2 separate regions of the Mus musculus genome follow, and region 1 is linked to region 2. The links are chromatin loops, found by intact Hi-C in ENCODE. Cell type or tissue: left cerebral cortex. All regions are shown on one strand.

Evidence for each region. A loop is a pair of places that touch in the nucleus more often than their neighbours do. Peaks named below come from ENCODE experiments on the same cell type or tissue, not always from the same donor. Only the 100,000 strongest peaks of a DNase experiment are listed, where the experiment ranks them.
Region 1: it touches region 2 in a loop (2.0-fold over the local background); 2 of 42 quality-filtered maps call a loop at or near these places.

The regions. Positions count from the first base shown.
Region 1 is chr11:107,922,350-107,927,349 of GRCm38, forward strand. No RefSeq gene overlaps it. Among named protein-coding and RNA genes, the nearest start is that of Cacng5, 9.8 kb to the left of the region's middle. In left cerebral cortex, no CTCF peak of the experiment used is centred here; a DNase peak (open chromatin) is centred at 2,582.
Region 2 is chr11:107,980,614-107,985,613 of GRCm38, forward strand. It overlaps Prkca (protein kinase C, alpha), which reads right to left. Exons shown (of 17, transcript NM_011101.3): 10 at 3,272-3,445; 11 at 998-1,089. Among named protein-coding and RNA genes, the nearest start is that of Mir7223, 14 kb to the right of the region's middle. In left cerebral cortex, a CTCF peak has its summit at 2,129; DNase peaks (open chromatin) are centred at 2,116 and 3,519.

The sequences.
Region 1 (5,000 bases), 58 kb before region 2:
ATTTGGCGAATACAGCACTTTCTGCCCAAGTGAGAGGACCAGCTCAGATCTCTAGCGGTCACACAAAAGCTGGGCAGGTGTATTGAATTCCTGTAATCCCAGAACTCCAGATGGGGGGTGGGGGTGGGAACCAGGGGTGGGGGAATTCCTTAGGCAAGATGGTGAGCTAAAGGAGCCAAATCAGTAAGCTCTAGGTTCAATGAGAGGTCTGGCCTCTAAAACTAAAGTGGAGAGTGATTGGAGATGTTATCTAAGATCAACCTTTGACCTCTGTATGCACGAGCCCTGATGTGTGCTGTTCTAGTGTACTAGTCAGTCATCTAGAGTACTAGCACTGATGTGTACTGTACCTGCAAACAGATATGACCTCACACACTCGGGCACATCGCGCACTCAAATACAGTTTTGCAAAGAAGGAAACTGCACAAGAAGCCACTTTCTTATACCGAGGAAGCCTCTAGGAGCTCTTTCATATTAACCTGCTATCTCTGGACCCAACCCCAAACTAGAAAACTCTCACAGACCAAGAACCTTCACTAGGGTCTCATGTCACAGACTGTCACCTAACTCCTGTTAGACAAAGCAAATCAAATACCTAGTATTGACTTATTCCAATGAATGGCATCGGACAACCCAAGAAGCACATGGCTACATCCAATCAGCCTTGAACTACTCAGGATTATACAGTAGCTCATAGCCATGGACATTGAGGCTGTTTTCAATGAGCTGGGCATGGTGTATAGTTCCTGAATGGAACCGTGCCCTTCTCAGCAGAACTTCCCTGTGCCTTCCTCAGTGGTGGGGTGTGCTGCCTTGGCCATGCTTTGGTCCCTAGGCAGCCTGTTCCCCCCAGACACAGGTGAATGGATCTGAAGTGGGGGATCTGGCATGGATATTCTCTGACATGTGGACAAGTGGGAATCAGATGTGGACATGGTAAAGTGTTTTGTGGGTTTACTGCTGCAGAGATGCGGCTCCATTCAGAAATTCCCTGGGTCACCTTTCTGTCTCTTAAGATCGGTTTATGGATGAGGAGGCTGAAAGAATGGCCAGAGGCTATGGAGGGGTGAGGGGAAGATGTGGTTGGTTGAAGCTTTGGGGGAAAAAGAGAATCCAAGCAAAATAAAGTGTACTCGTGTCATGTCCCATATGCCTCTTTTTATTTTAGTGATGTGTGTGTGGGTACACATGTGCACACGTGCCCCTGTCTGTGGAGGTCAGGGACAACATCAGCTAGCATCCTTTATGGTTTGCCACCTTATTTTTGAGACAGGGTCTCTCACTGAACCTGGAGCTCACTTACTGTGCTAGACCAGTTGGCCAGAAAGCACCAGGGATTCTCCGGTCTTCTCCTCCCACAGCTGAGGCTGAGGCACCTGTCACCATACGCCGATGTTTCCACCTGTGCTGGGGACCAGAATTCGGGTCCTTGAGCTTGTGCATCAAACACTTCACCAATGGAGCTGTCTTTCCAGGCCCATGTGCTTCCAGTTTACGACACTAAACATGGCAAACCGTATCGCAGCAGAGCACAGTGCTGGTTGCCAGGGGCTCTGGTGGTCAGGGGTATGGCTGGAAGGGCCAGCAGGAGTAAGTTTCTCACAGAATAGAACAAGTTCAAAATCCTGGTGACAGTGATGGTGGCTATGTGAATTTCACGTGGTAGAATTTCATAGCAGCTGATCTCCCACACCGTGTGTGTGTATGTGTGTGTGTGTGAACTCTCTAGGGGGTCTTCAGTGGGGCAGCCATTCCCTAGCTCTGTTTATACATTTGCCTGTGAAGATAAAACCAAAGGGCAAACTGGCTGAGGGACAGATGGGAAGAGTCTATACTGATTTGAGTCTTAAATTATTTCAAAACAACATGTTTTTAAAGGGGGGAGTTGGGCAAGGGGTGGGCTGAGATGGCTCGGTCAGTAAAGTGCTTGCCGTGTAGACATGAGGACGTGGATTGATCTCCAATACCGAAGTCAAAATCCAGTCATGGTGGAATGAACTTGTAACCTTAGCACTGGGAGCATAGAGGCAGGTAGATGTCCAGGGATGGCTGGCTAGCCAGCCTAGCCTAATGGATAAGCTTCAAGTCTCAGTGAGGGACCCTATCTCAAAAAAGCTAGCGGGAAACCCCAAGGAGGATCAGCATCTGAGGTTGTCCTCTGGCTTCCACATGCATGCACACGCGTGTGTGCCTGCGTACATGAGTCCACACCCCCACCCATACCCACACCCACACACACTGAACAAATGAATGGATGAATAAATGAATATATGTAAGGACTGATAAGCCTAAGTGGGTGAGTGCAAAGGTCCAGCTGGATCTAGTTCAATCAGGACAGCCCGGGAGAAGGAAGTCTCACCAACTAAGGCTTTGTGTGCTGTTTTTGTTTTTTGTTTTTTTTTTTTCTTTTTCCTTTTTCCTTTGAAAACATCGTCTAAAGTAGAATAGCTGTGCGTAAGCACATTTTCAAGAGTGTTGTTGCAAATTGCCCTCCAAAATTATTACACCAATTTCTGCTCCCACCCACAGGGTAGGCGAGGACTGGTTTCCCCAACTCCTGCCAAAATTGGGTTTTAATCTTTAAAGCAGGCTTTTAACTTTTGCCAAGCTGACAGATAAAACATGGCACCTCGTTGTTTTCTTTCCTCCAGGAATTCTAAATTCTTTTCTTGGACCGAGCTGGGCCTTGTCATTGGCTACATTTCCAGACACTGGCTCGAACATCCTCATCGGTCACCTTCATGAAATTTCATCTTTATATTATGCCAAGTAGTTGATGTAGATCACTAAAGACAGGCTAGGAGAAAGAGGCCACTGAATTGATTGTCTTAAAAAAAAAAAAAGAAAGAAAGAAAGAAAGAACAAAGCCATTTCAATGCATCAGCCACTTTTCAGGGGTACAGACCTGGCATCTCAGTATCAGGGATCCAGAGGCAGGGGCATCAGGACTTGAAAGCTGGTCTTGGGTATAGAATTTGAGGCCAGCTTGTGCTACATGGAGCCTTATCTCAAAAAGGAAAAGAAAACACCCAAAATGAAAGAAAACATCCAAAACGTCACTTTTTTTTTTTTTTTTGAAATGTTGACAATGTCTTTTTGATGCAGTAATGTTGAGTTTCTTTTGGATCTCAATACTAGAAAACACTGTCTTTCCCAGCGACATAAGGTTCCAGGAAAGAGAATCACGTGACTGACCATCATGACTCCCACTTTCTTCGGCTTCTAGGAAATGCACAGATAACTGTAAGATCAGTGACGGGGATTTTATTGATTCTCTTTGGGCCCGATGGTCTATTTCTATTTAATTATTTGTTTGAAATATTTTACTTCAAGCTGCTTCCAATCCTGCAGAAAGAAGCTGATGGTAAACACACTCTTGACTAAGAGCTGTAGCAACCATTGCATGCCCGGTATGTAGCCTGGTCCTGGTGCATTGTTTAGGGTGCACATAAGTGTTTGCTGAATGAATAAATGAATGAGTTGACTTTTGGTGGCAAATTATCTAGAAACAGTATGATATTAAAAAAAAAAAGCCCCCGCTAGTTTTTAGTTGATCCAGGGGCAAGAATATGTCACTACAGAAAATAAGATTTCAAGCTAGGCATAGTGGTGCATCCTGTAATCCCAGTACTTGGGAGGGTTGTGAGTTCAAGTCCAACCTCAGCTACAAGTTCTAGACCAGCCTGGGTTACATTTGGTTATGTTCCTGGGACCCAACTGGGGAGAGGAGATAAAATGCATAAGAAGATTTTGGATCTAAGGTGTTTGTCACTGAAATATTCAAAATAATTGCAAGGATGGAGAACTCTAAAAATTTAACAAGAGCAGCCTTAACAAAGGTCAGTTTGTACAGTCAAAACCAGGAGGCATTTTAGATATTCAGTGGAGGTCTAGATGTGGTGGCACATGCCTGTACTCCCAGGACCTGGCAGCCAAAGGTAGGAGAATTTTGGGATTCAAAGCTAATGTATTAGTCATTGTGATAGTTTGTATATGTTCAGCCCAGGGAGTGGCACTATTAGTAGGCATGTCACTGTGGGTGTGGGCTTTAAGACTCTTATCCTAGATGCCTGAAAACCAGTATTCTGCTAGCAGTCTTCAGATGACGATGTAGAACTCTCAGCTCCTTCTGCACCAAGCTTGCCTGGATGCTGCCATGTTCCCATCTTGATGATGATGGACTGAACCTCTGAACCTGTAAGCCAGCCCCAATTAAATGTTGCCCTTATAAGAGTTGCGTTGGTCATGGTGCCTGTTCATGTCAGTAAAACCCTAAGACAGTCCAATGCTGTGATAAAACTCCATGATGAAAGGCAACTTAAAGAAGAGAAAGTTTATTTTGACTTATTGTTCCAGAGGGACGGGCTGAGAGCGCATCATGATGGGGTGGAGAGATGGTGGCAGGAAGCTGAGGACTCATACTTTTAACTAAAGCATTAAGCAGAGATCTTGAGGTTGGGTGAAGGGACCATCTCTCAAACCTACCCCCAGTGATGTACTTCCTTCAGCAAGGCTCAACTCCCCAAACAGCACAAATAACTGAGCACCAAGTGTTCAAATGATTTAGCCTATTGGGGGGACACTTATCATTTAAATTACCATAGCTAGCCTGGGCTCTCTTATGACTTTGTGGCCAGCCTGGGCTATGCAGCAAGACCTTGTTTAAACAAACAAAAACAAACCAGTATAGAGTTCTTAATGACTTGATTAAGGTATGCAATATTACTATCCATGGGACTAGATATACTTGGAAAAGCAGGATAGGTACGTGGATGCCCACCGTGTGCCCAACAGAGTAAGATGACACGCCAGAAGAAAAGAAACAATCTCTGATGCCATTAGCAGTCTCTCAGGTTGTGTGATGGCGTGTGAAATTTATTATTTTTGTCTTGACTTTGCCATATTTTTCAAGATTTCAGAATAAGATTTAATTAAAAATTTTATTTTATGTGTTTAAGAAGTATGTTAACCTGCATGTCTGTCTGGGCGATCACAAGGAT
Region 2 (5,000 bases):
GGAAAGAGCGCAGGTACCCGTGCCCCACCCCCACCCCGTGGATGGCTAACTCCTCAGGTTCCTGCCTGCTCTCTGCTCCTGCATTCCCACAAGGAAGGTGCAATCCCAGTGTGATGTTCGAGGACAAGCTTCCCTCCTCCTGGACAGTGTCCTCCCCCTGGCCTGTGATGTCACTTTAAAGAGGTTTTCCTTCTCTTGCACTTTGGCTTTTCCTCTTCCAGAATGTTCCTTGTAAATAAAGACCTACTTTCAGCTCAATTTTTTTCTTCCCTGCCGTGGTTCCCAGGGGTCCCCTTGCACCGGCCCCTTCCTTACTTTTCCTCTTGTCTCAGCCAGTAGGCTCTGTCAGAACTTCTGTGGGATCAAGCCCTTCTCTCTGCCATCCTCATAGGCTGCCCTCCCAGCAGGCTTTGCACTTCTTTGTCCAGCCTCCCCCACCACCTCATGTCACCTAAGCTGAAGGTCACCCCCTGGACTTGGCTCCATATCCTTTCCTTGGCAGGCACCTCTCATCTCTGGGTTGGGCATCCCCCAGTTTTGTGCTGCACCCACTCTCCGACTCTGGAGTGTTAGTGGTACCCTGTGTTGACCTGCACTGTTTCAGCAATGTGTCAGGACTGTTGGATGGCTTTTGCTAATGAGAGCATGGGCTGCCCAAGGGCCTCTCATCACTTTACACTCTTGCTGGATGAGCAGCAAGCAGGGAAGGCTTCCATCCATACGGGTGTTAGTAGGTGATGGGGAGGCAGGCGTCCGTATGTCCAGTCTGCTGAGACTAGAATCACTGGTCCTAAGACATACCTATTATGCACAGGTCCTGTTGGCTCAGCTGCTACTCTGGGAAGTTTCAGAGCTGAGACCCAAGTGAGCAGAGTTGCCCTTGGACATAGTATCTAGAAGGAGTTCTCAGTTGGGAGAATTAGGCTGTTTGAATTTCAAGACTCAAAATAAAAAAAAAAAAAAGAAAGAAAGAAAAATGTTAATAAAGATTACTCACACTGCTTGTGGCTCCTTAAATTTCCCGACTTGCTGAATGTGGTACATGAGGTCCCCGCCGTTGACGTATTCCATGACGAAGTACAGCCGGTCCTGGAGACCAAGGTTTACACGTGAGGAGGGTCCCTCCCCAGCAGAGCTTATCAGCTTTGCTTTCATATTAGCAAACACAGGGTGACCTTGACAGATCTGCTCTTCACTGAGTGGGGGATAATGTGCATCCGTACATCTGCAGGTGACGGACGCTGCTAACAGGTCAGCCTACTGGTAGTTATGCACCTCATTACAGTAAAGGCCTCAAACATTCTTTCCCTTCCCCCACACAGACTTCCCCGTACGGACAGTTCGTCTCTCAATCAGGGGTGATATGAAGACCCTATACGGGGCCTGTCATTCCATCTTAACCCCTGTTATCAATGGTGCGCATGCGTAAAAGATAGCCTGCGACTTCCAGGAGCTATGCTGGGCTAATGCAGTAAGGTGCGTAAATGGATGCTTCTGAAAACATATCTTTTGGGGTTATATTGAACTCATAAATTACGCACATGTAATGATATTTAGTGGGTGGAAGAGAGGGGTTCACCATAAAAGGAGATTTTAATCAATGTTCTTTTGCCTCCAGAATGTGCTCAAATATTGCCTTTTTCTAAATATTTTCTGTCACTGGTATGCTAAGAGCTGGCCCCACGGAGAGCATATATCATGGAGCCAAGTAAGTCTGCATAGTTATGAGGCCATTATGCTGGGACAGATGGGGACATTATGCCAGGCAGTTTAATGGGAGGACAACCAGCAGCACAACAGAGCATGGTAAGAGCTGACCTCTGCTAGAGTCTAGAAAGCAACCCCCCTTACACACCGGGGCTATTAAACATTCAAGTGTAGCTCCAGGAGGGAGAGATGACGGAGCTGGTGTCAACAGCCCCGAAGTGGCTATGGGAACCCCCGGCTCTGGATTCAATTCCTTCTTCGCAGTTTCTTCGCAGTTTTCCAGAGCTGCACGGGTGCCCGTGGGCTCACAGAACAGGGCTGAGATTGTGTTCTCCCTCCTAACCTTCCCACCAGTTCTCTCTGGAGCTCTGAGAGGGCTGGAGCCGACTGCATGACCAGTGCAAGGCTGACACACAGCGGCCGCTGCCAACATTGCATGCTTGGCGCACGCCGAGTCCACAAAAATCCCCCATTTTGAGACTCCAAGCTTCTCAAGGCATCTTGTTCCCCAAGATTTTAAAAGGAGAGGCCTAAGCACGGATCATTTTTCCATCACAGGGAAGTTTTACATGAGACGGTGACTGTAACACTAGCTGTCAGGGGAGTGAGATCTGACAGCGGCTGCTTGGAGAGTGGGGCTTGGAGGTGGGGAACCCCTCAGCTCATCGCTGCATCTTAGAATGCATGTCAGTGTGGGGAGACCAGGAAGCCCCACAGCTGGTGTCTTTGTAGTTTGAACATTTCTTTTACATTTTACTTTGCGCCTAAGGTCAGCAGAACTTTTTCCTGTAAACGGTCAGATTGTAGGGGCAAGGTTTGTGTGTTTCTTACAACTCCTCACAGCCTTCACAGTCGGGAAGCTGCTGTGGGTGACAGGAAAGTGGAGGGGTGTAGCTTTGTCCTTAGAATGTTAAATTTTGAATTTCATATGCGAGGAAATATTATAATCTGGGCTTATTTCTTGTGACCTTTCTCACAGCTCTCGGGCTGCTGGACAGGTCACAGCTTGCTCCTCCTGCTGTGTCATTATACAGAGACAGCTCCTCAGAAAACAAAGTGTCCTGGCACACCAATGCTGGGCGTGGCAGCAGCAGGATGGGGGAGGGGGTTGTCTGTAAAAGGCAGGGCTGGCTAGCTATGGTGGCACACACCTTTAATCACAGCATGTGGGAGGCAGAGGCTGGCAGATCTCTGAGTTCAAGGCCAGCCTGGTTTGCTTAAAAAGAGAAGGCAGGGCTGTGAATCCACAACTGCTTTGCGAAAGTCTTAGCCCAGGGCCTACAGGAAGAAGACCTCTCACGTACAGCCACTTGGAGGACCTTAATGGACACCCAGATCCTCCCACGTGCAGGCCCCTTATTTAAAGTGGTTTGGTATTTGTATTTATTCCATGCCCACGTGCCCACCAACACCAATCATCTCTAGACTATTTATTTCTAACATAATGTAACCACTGCTGTAATGAAAGCTGAACAGTGTGAGTTTGTTCCCAAAGGAAACGGGATTAAAGTCCCGAGTGTCTCGAGACCATGATGTAGTGTTAGACAGGAATGACAGTCCTCACCACTGTCTGGAAGCAGGAGTGCAGCTGTGTCAGAAATGGCGGCTTGTCCAGCAGGGCCAGCACGCGCTTCTCCACCATGGTGCACTCCACGTCGTCGTCCTGGATCACCACGTCCTTCTTCAGGATCTTGATGGCGTACAGTTCCTCCGTTCCCTTCCTGTCAGCAAGCATCACCTGGGGGAGTGGGGGTGGGGACAGAAGGAGAGAAGGCTCAACACTGGTGGGCAGACATCTGGTACAGGGAGTGGGGGCGGAGGTTGTGGGGAACAGTGTCGGGAGACAGTTTGGCAACAGCTGGTGCAGGTCTGTGAGTGACTCGTGAAAAAATGCTAACACATTCTGCTGTGGTTTCATCCTGGGTGGCATCCCCTTAAGTCTGCATGGAGAAGCTTTGCTCCTTGGTGTGACAAGGGTTGGGGAGTGGGAGGCCCTGTAGGAGCCGAGGTCTGCTCTGGCTTCATTTCTGATGCTTTGATGAAATATGCTTGACAAAGAAATAACTTGAGGGATAAGGGATTCATTTCAGCCATCAATTCCAGGTTACAGTTCATCAGTGCAGAGAAGTCAAGGCGGGAATGTCAAATATCTAGTCAGATCCACAGTCAAGAGCAGAGAGACATCAATATGTACATGCTTGTGCCCAGCTCACGCGAGCAGTTCAGGATGGTTTGCCTAGGGAATGGTGCTTTGGGCTGGGTCTCTCCATATCAACTAATTTAATTAAGACAATTTCCCAGGCACACGTCCACAGTCTAAACCAATTTCAACTCTGTTTTCAAGGGATTCTATTTAGGTTGTGTTAAATTGACAATTAAAGCTAACCATCACAGGCCTTTAGGTTATTGTGGGTGTGCAATGCCCTTGAAGGGCACCGTGGGATGAAGGCCACGTTTTGTTTTGTTTGTTTGTTTTGTTTTTTGTTGTTGTTGTTTTGTTTTTTTTCCTGTCTGATGAAATGATGGTGAAGTGTGTTCTGCCACATACTCCTGCCAGGATGCCCTATATTGCCAGAGACCGAAAGTAGTAGGACCACTCAACCATGAACCAAAACAGACTCTAAGTCCACCAGTCAAAACAAACCTTTTTCTCTTTATACATATATTACCTCAAGTAATTCATTATAGTTATGGAAAGCTGGCTCACATAAACTTTTGGATTTTTAAGTATTGTAAGATGCCACAAGTTAAAAATTTTCACCATTCATATTCCTTTTTAAAGTATCCATGTTTGTAGACAGTGTAGGGTATTTATATACAAAGTTGCTATTTTCGTCTGTTAATGGGGATATTTAATACTCTTCAGTGGGTCTAGTTTGGAATTTTCCATATTCATGTTTTCTGGAAGCATTTGGAGGGTAAAATGTGAGCGACCTTTGCAACCTTGAAGGCCCAGGACACAAACAATGAAAAAGGCAGGCTCAAAATCAGCTCATGGATCTGTCACAAGGTTTGGAGCCACAGAGGCCAGAGAACGCTGTGCAGACCGAAGTCCACATGGCCCCATTATAGGGTCTCATTGTGACCATCCAGGCTTTGGGCGAGTTCACGTTTCGTTTTCAGTTGTGGAAATTAATTGTTCAACTAGTGATTGGGAGCATGCCCTGTACTCTGAACACTGGGGAATGGGGACACCACAAACTAATTCTTTGTTGCTTTCTGGGTTAGTGTGTGTGTGTGTGTGTGTGTGTGTGTGTGTGTGTGTGTTTGTGAGAGAGAGAGGGAGAGAGAGA